2 separate regions of the Mus musculus genome follow, and region 1 is linked to region 2. The links are chromatin loops, found by intact Hi-C in ENCODE. Cell type or tissue: gastrocnemius. All regions are shown on one strand. Each heading gives the region's core, and the rest is flanking DNA. Links, peaks and the distances in the headings are about the cores only.

Region 1 (5,378 bases), core at 192-5,191, 200 kb after region 2:
CACTAACTTTAATTTACTTATATTATAAAAGTCCCACTTTGGATATCTCTCTTCTCTTCTAAATTATAGACTTGTAAGTCATAGATGTGGTTTGGGTGCTAGGAACTAACACAGAAACACAAACTCAAAAGGGAAATTTTGAATGACATTAGTCTTTGCTGATGGCACATCTCATTTGGTACCACAAGGACAAAAAAAAAAAAAAAAAAGAAAAGAAAAAAGAAAAGAAGAGAAAAAAAGAAAAAAGAAAACAACGTTCTTACTTATCCCTTAAATATACTCATAAATTGCCTTATAGTATGATACAAAGGACCTAGAAGATAGAGAAGGAAGCCTGGTTTGTATGACCATGTATTTCTATGACGCAATGTGCTGGTGACTTCAAAGCCCTGGAACTCCACTGTTCATTCGATGAAATTTCAGATCATAATGCTTGCTGAGGTACACTGTTGTGGGTATTGTGAGAATTTAGTGGTGAGATACAAAGAAGGTTTGTAACCTGAGAAATATGATACACATCCCAAGTAAGGATGTATCCTTAAACCAGAGGCACTTGTATGCAAGGGAGAAGAAGACTGTGGGAGTTAGTTAGTTAGTTAGTTGTTTGAATGGCATTACTAGACTTCCATTTGTCAAGAACCTAATAGGATTTTGCCCCTTCCCACACTTAGTTTCTGTAATCACTGGGGAGAGAAGAAATACACACATGAAATGTTGAAATAACCACGTGAAGTGACTGCATAAATAGCTCCGAGTTATAGCTGAGGTATATGTGAGGATTAGAGTGAAATCAAATACCTTTTAATTACAATTTAAATCAATACCCCATTGAATCATTACCAGGAAAATCCTGTTATGCTTCCTTTTTTTTTTAAAAAGTATTTTAGTTTGAAAGAACCCAACATAAATGCAATTTACAAATAAGATACATTACCATTAAGTAAATGACATTTAGATCAGTATTACTTAGATTACTTCCACCATTATGTGTAAAAAAGAAAAAAATCAATGGGATGTAGTTACTGTTTTAACCCAAAAGTTAATTAAAAAGATATCTGCAAAGTCATTGTAAGCAGAACCATTCTGATTTCAACCTATTAATCAAGAATGGGAGAGAGAGTCTGCGTTGCATTAGAAGGTAACCACCGGGATGGGTTTTAAAGGCTATTTTTAAATACCTTGTTTTAAAACAAGGCTTACCTTATAAAGCCAGTGCATATTTTCATAGCCATTAATACCATGCTTATTTTTCATTAAGCATACACTCCAGCATATTAGAAAATCCAGGAACTTTGTACTTAGATTTAAATATAAATCCCTGTTCTACTACTTTCGACAGTCTTTATACAATACTGACATATGTGTAAATATGTAATTTTTTATTGAAGGAAAATGTTGCAAAGTCATCCATAAGACCTGTTTGGATCATGTCGCTTATTGTGTCTCTATCATCCTTTTCCCTATTTTGTCTGAGGTTGATCATTGTTCCCTTTCTGTTCCTGATGTTATTCAAAATGAATTCATTCTCACCCCCACCTCGACTTTCCCAGCTATCTGAGTGATTATCTCTTGTGAATCAAGAGATCATTTGTGTGGCTCTTCGTCAGAGGATTTGGAAAAAGGTGAAATTCAGTTTAGGTGTTAAAATGCATTGTGTGGTAATTGGGAAGAAATGAATGTTGGTTCTTATGCAGTGTTGAGAAAATTAAAGGGGCAGCAGAAAGAGTCACTATTCATTTTGGCTATTCACTTTTACAAGGATACACTTATCTTTATTTACAAAAAGTTTAAAAGTAGAGAACAAAATAACCTATAATCCCAGGACATTAACCTAACCATTACAATTTTATGCTCCCTCCCTTCTGTGTTGGGAGGCAATTTTTACATCATTGTAGTTCAAACATACATATATTGTGCAGCCTATTGTTTCATTGGAGAGATTTGACATAATTTGTATGATCTGCCAAAATTCTAGGGAGTATGGATTTGGGAGGAAGTGATGCTTTTCAGGGGTAGATTTTAAATGGCTTAGGACACCTGTAAATATTTGAAGCTTCTCATAAAGACAGGATAAATCAGTAAAGGTTTTAGGGAAAAGACAGCAAGGGGATTTGTGTGAAATCAATGTACTCAATTGGAAGAATAATTATTCCTTTTTGCATAATGCCACCTGTTTTGAAATGTATATTTCATGTACAGAAGACTGTTTTTTATCCTGCTTAAATTGCTACCTTTCTTAATTTCACCGCCACATACTCCCCACCACACACACCCTCGTACTTGTCTATGTAACCTGCTAGGCTGACAGGTGGTGTCCCAAATCCAAATTTCCTCAAGAAAGCCTGCTCCAGTAGATGGGTTCCCTAGCCTGAAACGCATCTCAAAGCCTAGTGTTTGTAACCCAGAAAGATGCATGAAATGTTCCCTCTCCACTCCTGTCTGGTGTCTTTCTCAATGGCTCCACCTTCCTCTTTAGACAATCCTGACAGTGTAGAAGTTTCCATCTCCCTTCCCTCTCCTCTCTCCACCCCCTTCACTTTCTCCCCCCTCCTAGGGCGCTTCCTGCCTGGAAACAAAAGATTGGTCCCCAGTAGCCCACTCAGGGCGATTTTACTTTTATGCTCACCATCTGATTGGCCTAGGTACGGTGCAGAGCCCAGGTGACGTCATAGCATAGCTAGGGAGCGGTTGCTGAGCAGAGGGGCTCTACAGTAGGCAGGCAGCTGTGGCCGCAAACTGTCTGGGGTCTTACGCTGGGGGCTGTAGCTTTTTCTCCTCTGGGAGTAAGTGCATTGGGTGAAAGAAGAGCCGTGGGGGGAGCGAGCCGGGCCCGGGGCTGCGGCTGCGGCCGCTGGGCTGCAGCTCCCCAGCCCAACTGCCAGCGTGCTCCGAGGTACTGGAAAGGTCTTGGCAGGGTGGCTGGACCCTTGGCAGGTAAATCCCGCGACTTCTGTACTGTACCGAGCTAGCTCGGGGGAGGGGAGAATGCCGGGCAGATGTTCTTTCTTGTGTCCCCCTCCTGCTCTTGCTGTGTCCCAGCTTTGACTCTTCTACGTGGCTCCATTGCCCAAGCCCTGGGACCTAGCGCACAGTGCTTCATGGGGTTTGCTCAGGCAGATGAGTGGGTGTGTCCGGGCTGGTCCTGAAGGACCTGGGCTTCTTCCCTTAGCCAAGCCCAGGGTTAGCTTACTGGGGTTTGGGCCGCCTGGGGCAAAATCCGCCCTGAAAGCTATGTCAGACTGTAAGTCTCCTACCATCTTCCCCTGAACCCCCCCACCCCGCCTCAGCCATACTGTTGACAGCAGCCCTCCAGAGAAGGGGAGGGGGGTGTGGCCGCAGTCTGGCCAAGTCTGCATCAGAACAACCTGAGTGAAACAGAAAAGTGCCAAATTTCTTAAAAGGGAGCTTTCCTTTCTTTAAAAAAAAATCCCCCTCCCCTTTTCTCTTTGGGGGGATGGTAATGACAAGAGGACCTTTTTTCCCCCTTTTCTTTTTCTTCTTCTGCGGGGACTGAATGGATTCAATATGGCCCTTAGAAAAGCCTGGCATCTTCCCCCCCCCCCCTTGGCCCCTGTCTTTATCTGGAGAGTGGGGGTCATTGGGTTTGCTGCTTCCTCCCTTCCCATTCCTGTAGCTCCCAGAAGACGCTGCCCTCAGTTTGTGACCTGCTACGATGACTGACATACTTCTGAGTGAACAGAACATTTTAGATTCAGGCTCTAGCAGGCTTTGCTTCCCTAGGTGGTGGCTGAGGGTAGAGTGTGGGTGTTGGGGGATATAGATGGTTCTTCTAAGGAGATAACCAGAGGCTCCATTGGGTTGTTTTTTGCCTGTCTGCTTGTTTGTTTGTTCCCACCTTCCAGAGTCCATTTCTAGATTCTTGGGGTTTCTGGGCTGTGTGGGCTGTAAAAGCAGAGGGAAGGGTGCGTGCCTTGGCTTTGGAAAGCCTGATGGGGGTGGTTGCGGTGCTATTTAAAAAAAAAAAAAAGTGGCTTCCACCGGGGAAGCCCTTAGCCATGTTAGTTTTGCTCCCTTCCCCAATGGTTTTGCAGACTCAAATCCAGGCCAACTGTATGGCTGTCTGAGGTGTTGGAACAGAAGGAGGTCCATTCCTGTTGGTGACAGCACTGTGGCCCTGTTCTAGGATGAGCCAGGTATAAAAGGTCAGTGTGGTTTTCACTGGGCCATGTGTAAAATTATAATTGGTCAGGATGTGTGATTTGGCACTTGAGCATCCAATCACAGGCACCTTTGAGTAAAGGGGCTCACTGTGGTAATGGACGTAAATGGATGATTAATAGGCTGGAATCTGGGAAGAGAGCCAAATAGTCCTCTTTTTTTTTTTCCTGGATACAAATGTCATACTCCTCTATGTCCGTGCAAGACACAACATGAAAAGAATCTAGAAGGTATGCTGGGTTAAAGCTGGCTATTGGTAATCCAGAATCCAGAGAGACCTCAGTATGTAAGAGGCAGATTCTTTAAATCTCCCAACAGACAAGTACACATTGTGATGAGAGTGCAAGCAATGGTCCACAAGACCCCCGGAACATAGGAGTGCTGATCATTCCTACAGGTTGTGGGCATTTCCGTTTACAGGTGGAAGTGGTATACAGAGAAGACATGTTTGCTGAGGGTTTGGGAGAGACTGGGTAGTAGATTTATTTGATAGATGAGAAAAGTGGAAAATGAGAGTAAAGATGGCAGGGGTTGCCATTAGAGATTCTGCTATTATAAAGTCAAGCCTAAGCACAGGGTCAAAGAGAATGACTGATACAAGAGAAATCAGATCTAGAAATCGGAGTGAATAGGTTGAAGTTAATGGAGTTGGTAGAAGCAGAGCTGTAGTGGAGATAAAAAGGCCAGCATCATGCCAGGAGCTCAAGAGTCCTATTTCCTCTGGTGAAATGGTAATGGAAAAGTTTTGCTAGTCAAGTCAGCAATGGTTCAATAAAGGCTTATACGGGACTTTTTGTAACCCATTTTCAGGAACCAGTAACTTCAGGCAAAGGAATGAGAAGAAATGTGATGGGGAGCAGTCTTAAACAAACAAACACAAAAAAAAACCAATGCTTTCATAGTGGGTGACAGAGGGCACGGTGGGTGGGGGGAACAGGAGAGACTAGTATCTGAGACAGGAGTCTGACTGTTTTGCATGGCTGAGTTAGGTTTAGGACAAAAACAGACAAGAAAGAACGAAAGAAGGAAGGAAGGAAGAAAAGAAAGAAAGAGAGAGAGAAACATGGACAGAGAGACAGAGATACAAAGAGACAGAAGAAATCTTTCTCAGGGCTCCCTGGACCTTATGTCCAACAAGGACAGCAGAAAACCTTCACCCTGGAGGATAAGTGCTGCTTTCTAGGCATCTGGGACTCAGC
Region 2 (5,378 bases), core at 319-5,318:
ATTCTATTATGTGTGCCCACTAGGGGTTACCAGTAAAATGTGTTTCTAGGTATTAGAAACTGACATTTAGGAATGGAAATGAGATAAAAGGGGGCTGAGGAGTACAGGAATGAGGAAAGCAGGATGTTCCCCTGGGATCTGCTTACTCCCCTGGGAATGGGAGCAGCAAATGAGGGGAGGTCACAGTAGGTACTCTGCTACAGAGCTGTGGTTAAGACCCAGGAATTAGATGCGGGGGAAGAGGAGGGAAAGTGAAGATCTGACACTCGCCTACCATCTTCTTTGACCTACTTGCTTTTCTGGCAGGGTTCATTGGCACTCAGAGAGTGCCTGCTGGAGTTTGAGGCTAGGACAACCAAATGAATGGGGAGGGATGTCAGAGGAGAAGATCTGTGTGATCCATGGAGATAGGGGGCAGAGAAAAGGGGAGGCTACAGCAGCTGCTGAGATTGGGGTATTAGATTTAGAGGAGTGGAGGGAGAGGTGAAGGTTTGTTGTTAAACTACCTCCTTCTCTGGCAGGCTGATTTCCTGGTGAAGTTGGTGTGAGGTAAAGCCATAAGTTGGGGGAAGAAAGTTTGGAAGATGTATGTGATCCACTGTAGATCTGGGCAGGGGTTTGGTGAGGATTGCAGCAGGTGGTCTGCTACAAAGTTGGGTAAGAGACTGGCAGAATGGATTTGGAGGAATTGAGGCAGTGGTGAAAATCTGCAGTTAATAAGATACAATTTCCTAAACACATGAAACTCAAGAAAAATGAAGACTGAAGTGTGAACACTATGCCCCTTCTTAGAAGTGGGAACAAAACACCCTTGGAAGGAGTTACAGAGACAAAGTTTGGAGCTGAGATAAAAGGATGGACCATGTAGACACTAGCATATCCGGGGATCCATCCCATAATCAGCTTCCAAATGCTGACACCATTGCATACACTAGCAAGATTATGCTGAAAGGACCCTGATATAGCTGTCTCTTGTCAGAGTATGCCTGGGCCTAGCAAACATAGAAGTGGATGCTCACAGTCGGCTATTGGATGGATCACATGGCCCCCAATGAAGGAGCTAGAGAAAGTACCAAAGAAGCTAAAGGGATCTGCAACCCTATAGGTGGAACAACATTATGAACTAACCAGTACCCCGGAGCTCTTGACTCTAGCTGCATATGCATCAAAAGATGGCCTAGTCGGCCATCACTCGAAAGAGAGGCCCATTGGACACGCAAACTTTATATGCCCCAGTACAGGGGAACGCCAGGGCCATAAAAGGGGAGTGGGTGGGTAGGGGAGAGGGGGTGGGTGGCTATGGGGGACTTTTGGTATAGCATTGCAAATGTAAATGAGCGAAATACCTAATAAAAAATGGAAAAAAAAAAGCTTGAATTTTCCCCAAAGATGATAATAAAAAAAAATTAAAATTAAAAAAAAAAAAAAAGTTACCTGTTTCTCTGCCTGGAGTGGCAGGAAGATTCCGAGGGAATAACTGATGGAGTTGGGGGGGTGGGATAATGGAATAAGTTGGGGGAGAAGGAAATTTGGAGTAGAAGAGCTATGTGATCCACTGAAAGTGGGGGCAGAGAGGAAGGGAAGGTCAGAACAGATGGTATACCAGACCGACCATTAAGAGAAGTCAAAAGGTCCCTTTAGGGAGGGATGGGTGGGTGGGCTGAAGCTGATTACAGGAAAGGCGGAAAGAAGAGGCAAGAGACAGGTACAGAGAGGCTGCCACGGAATACAAGGTAGCAACAAGTGTATTTCTCATCGCCTTCATATACTGTGGGAAGCAAAGCCACAAGCTAGCAGAAACAATTTTGCTAAAATATACACAAGACATCTGTTCCCATTTTAAGGCCTCTCTGTTCCTTCCACCAAGGTCAATAGAATCTTCAGTCCCTAGCCTTGAGACACAGGTCCACCTCCTCCTATCTTTCCATGCCTCAGTCAGGCAAGAAATCTGCTAACAGACCTTGACCTACCTTGACTCTGCCTGGCAGGAGAGGTTTTAGCTGAGAGGTTTTAGAGACTTTCTCTCTCTCTTTTTTTTCCCTCTGGTTCAGAGAAGCACAAAAATGGCTCCCAACAAGATGGTCTGCTACAGAACTGGGATGAGACAAAGGGATTGGATTTGGAGGAGAGGAGAGAAAGATAAAGCTCTGTAGTTAGTCTACCTGCTTCACTAGCTAAATTCTATTAAGAAGATTTAATGGCAGGTCTCTCCTATCCTAATTTGGATGCAGTGGTGAGCATAAATGGTACCCGAGGACTTTATAAAGTAGCTGTTATAATTATATGTAACAGTCTGCGACTTCCATTAATGACAAGGTCACGAGTACTGTAAATCTCATCATAGAGTTTTGCTTGGTTCATAATTACAGGAAACATTTCGCTGAGTTGAATGTAAGTGAAGTTACAAGTGAGTAAAGGCAAAGAAGAGATTTCTGCAGCCGGCTTCTCAAGTTCCTGCTGTGCATAATCTGACTTAGAGGCCATACTAGTCAGTCCCTGTCTGATGGACCCTCCTGAGTGAGGGATGGGAGCTGAAGATTGCAGCTGTTGCGATCTGAAGGCCAGAATCTAATGAAGAGACTGACTGTGAAAATCCACAGAACATCTGTCAAGAGAACTGATCAGCTATAAGAGCAGTTCCCTACCCCGATGCATTCAGGATCAAGCACAAGATTGCAGATGCAGGATCCAAAGACTGTTGCAGCTTTCAATATTTGTCTTAGTGCGATCACTTCCTCTTTCATCCAGAGGGTGGCACAATAGCGAACTGGAAATCATTTGAAAACCATGCAGAAGCATGGTCATTCACATTGGTGCACCCCACGACCTCTCTGTGTTAACTTAGCCCTAGAGTGACCACTAGGCACAGTAAATCTACCTTTTCTTTCCCTTAGACAATAGAGGAACCCTGAGAAACATGAGCTGGAAGCAACCTGTTTGATTCTCCACCTGCTGTGTCGGATTTGAAAGAGGAGGCTAGCCCACCTAGGAAGAAAAAGCAGGTAAGACTGAGGTTTAGTTCTGGAGGTCTAGAAAAGAAGTGGACCATTTTTACTGAGAGATAAACCTGGACCACAAAAGTAGGCCAGCCAGCCAAGTCCATTTCTAATGGGAAAAGGTGATAGGGATAAAACTTTATTTCAGACTCAAGTTCAGTGTCCTGGCATTCTACAGATCTATCAAAGGATTCAGAAGCCAGAGGACTACAACTTAGCAGAACTTGGGATATGGCGATTTAGAGGCTAACTATCATGTGGCTTGTTAATGTGGACCAGCCAGTGGATGTCTCTGGCATGCACAGGGAAAACTTCCCTCAGAGGTTCATGGTAAATGAATCTGGAGGAAAGCATTGAGTGAATGGCAAAGTCACTGTGGCAGGGTATGTTCAGAACAAGGAACTTTAGCAACATTTGCATTTGAATTCAATTGTTGTAATCGTTTAGGCTTCCATTTGTGGCTTCACTCTGCTGAGGGAGTCATATGACACTGGAAGTAAGCAGGTAGCCACTGGGATCACATTACTTAGCTTTTCGTCCTAGCTCTGCCTGTTAGCTGCTGTATGGCCATAGGCATGTTGCCTAGCCTCTCTGTGCTTTTCTACCTGCAAAAGGAAGATAAAAATAACACCCAGCTCTCTAAGTTGTAAGAATTAAAAGAAGCTACTACAACTGAAATGCTTAGGACAGCGCCAGGCACATACTCCAAATGCAATATATATTGTTATTGTGCGCTTCCATGAAGCAGGAGTGGTAAGATGACAAAGATGATTACTCAGAGGCATTTTGTTCCTGGGTCATACATTGTCAAGGTGACATTGGGCTGATTGCTTAGCCCCTTCTGGACCTCAGTCCACTTACCTATAAAAATGATAATTTGATTTCGCTGGGCTGCTGTGAGGATTACACGAGATAGATAGAGTGACTTATAAGGAGTAGTTAGTACTAATTCTAATTATATTTCTGTAAATAGAAAGCAAGTAGATTTCAAAGACATCATCCAAGATCAGTAGTTGGAAAGGCAACATCTGGAGAGACATTCAAGATATTACTTGAGATAGCATCTGTTAGAGGATGGGAAATGAAAAAGAAGCCTCTACAACCAACATTGTACCCTTTTCCAGCTTGAATTCTGTTTCTATCACGTGTGAATGACAAGATTCAAGAAATCCCTATTGTTCTTCAGTCATTGTGTGTCACTGTGATCACTTTGTATCTTCTTCTGTCAAGCAGACAAAGAGCAAGAATTTGGCTCCTTTACTCAGGGAAGTTGAGTCTGAACAACCTGAGCTGTAGCATCCTTCTCAGGAAACTCATGATCTGGGCTGAAGACATCTGGGTGAAAGCCACAAGGAAATTCTTACATCATAGGTATAGGAATTTTGACAATGATGGTTTTTGTGGTCTATGAACCCCATGGATCTGTTCAAATGTTCAAGATATTATACTGCAGATTGTGAATAGGGAGGTAACTGCCTCCAAGTCTCTAAGAGGGTTCTTTGGAAAGGCAGATTCCTGGGCTGTAGCCAGGCCTTCAGAACATCTGTGAGTTAGATCCAGAGATCTGTATATGTACACACATAAAAGTCAGGAACTCTTTTTGTATCTGACATTGTTATGAAGCCGCACCATCTTGTCGTTGAACTTCATCTTGTTACTTCACTAGCAGCCTTTATTAGGTACTCTGTTCTCTAATGTAAAAGTGACTGTAAAAATTCATTTAAATATGCGATTGTTCTGTGGTACATTTTTATTAGGATTACTTGGGATGCTTGATTAATATGTCAACCCATTGCAGATGCATGAAGACAACCATCGTACTGAGCACAGGGACCCCAATGGAGGAGTTAGGGAAAGGACTAAAGGAGCTGAAGGGGATTGCAACTGCATAGGAAGAACAACAATATCAACCAACCAGACACCCCAGAGCTCCCAGGGACTAAACCACCAACCAAAGAATACGCATGGAGGGACCCATGGCTCCAGCTGCATATATAGCAGAGGAGAGGATGGCCTTTTCTGGCATGAATGGGAGAGGAGGGCCTTGGTTCTGTGGAGGCTGAATGCCCCAACATAGGGGGATGTTAGGCAGTGAGGCTAGAGTGGGTGCATGGGTGGGAGAGCACCCTCATAGAAGGGTGAGAAAGGGGGGATGGGATAGGTGGTTTGTAGATGGGAAACTGGGAAGAAAGAAAACATTTGAAATGTAAATAAAGTAACCAATAAAATTTTTTTAAAAACCCTGTTGTTAACATTTAAAAATATCAATCCATGCTATTCGAGGCAGTTTATGTAATTTAGTGAGACCCTGTCTCAAAATTATGTATATATATATATATATATATATGTATGTATTACACACACACACACACACACACACAC

What was found. A loop is a pair of places that touch in the nucleus more often than their neighbours do. Peaks named below come from ENCODE experiments on the same cell type or tissue, not always from the same donor. Only the 100,000 strongest peaks of a DNase experiment are listed, where the experiment ranks them.
Region 1: a loop joins it to region 2, with 15 times the contacts of the local background. A loop is called at or near these places in 18 of 42 quality-filtered maps.

The regions. Positions count from the first base shown.
Region 1 is chrX:143,661,681-143,667,058 of GRCm38, forward strand. The region is part of intron 1 of Pak3 (p21 (RAC1) activated kinase 3); the gene reads left to right. Among named protein-coding and RNA genes, the nearest start is that of Pak3, 150 kb to the left of the region's middle. In gastrocnemius, for the core only: no CTCF peak of the experiment used is centred there; DNase peaks (open chromatin) are centred at 2,694, 2,883 and 3,237; H3K4me3 peaks cover 879 bases.
Region 2 is chrX:143,460,077-143,465,454 of GRCm38, forward strand. No RefSeq gene overlaps it. Among named protein-coding and RNA genes, the nearest start is that of Gm23325, 49 kb to the left of the region's middle. In gastrocnemius, for the core only: a CTCF peak has its summit at 2,747 (motif pointing right); a DNase peak (open chromatin) is centred at 2,754.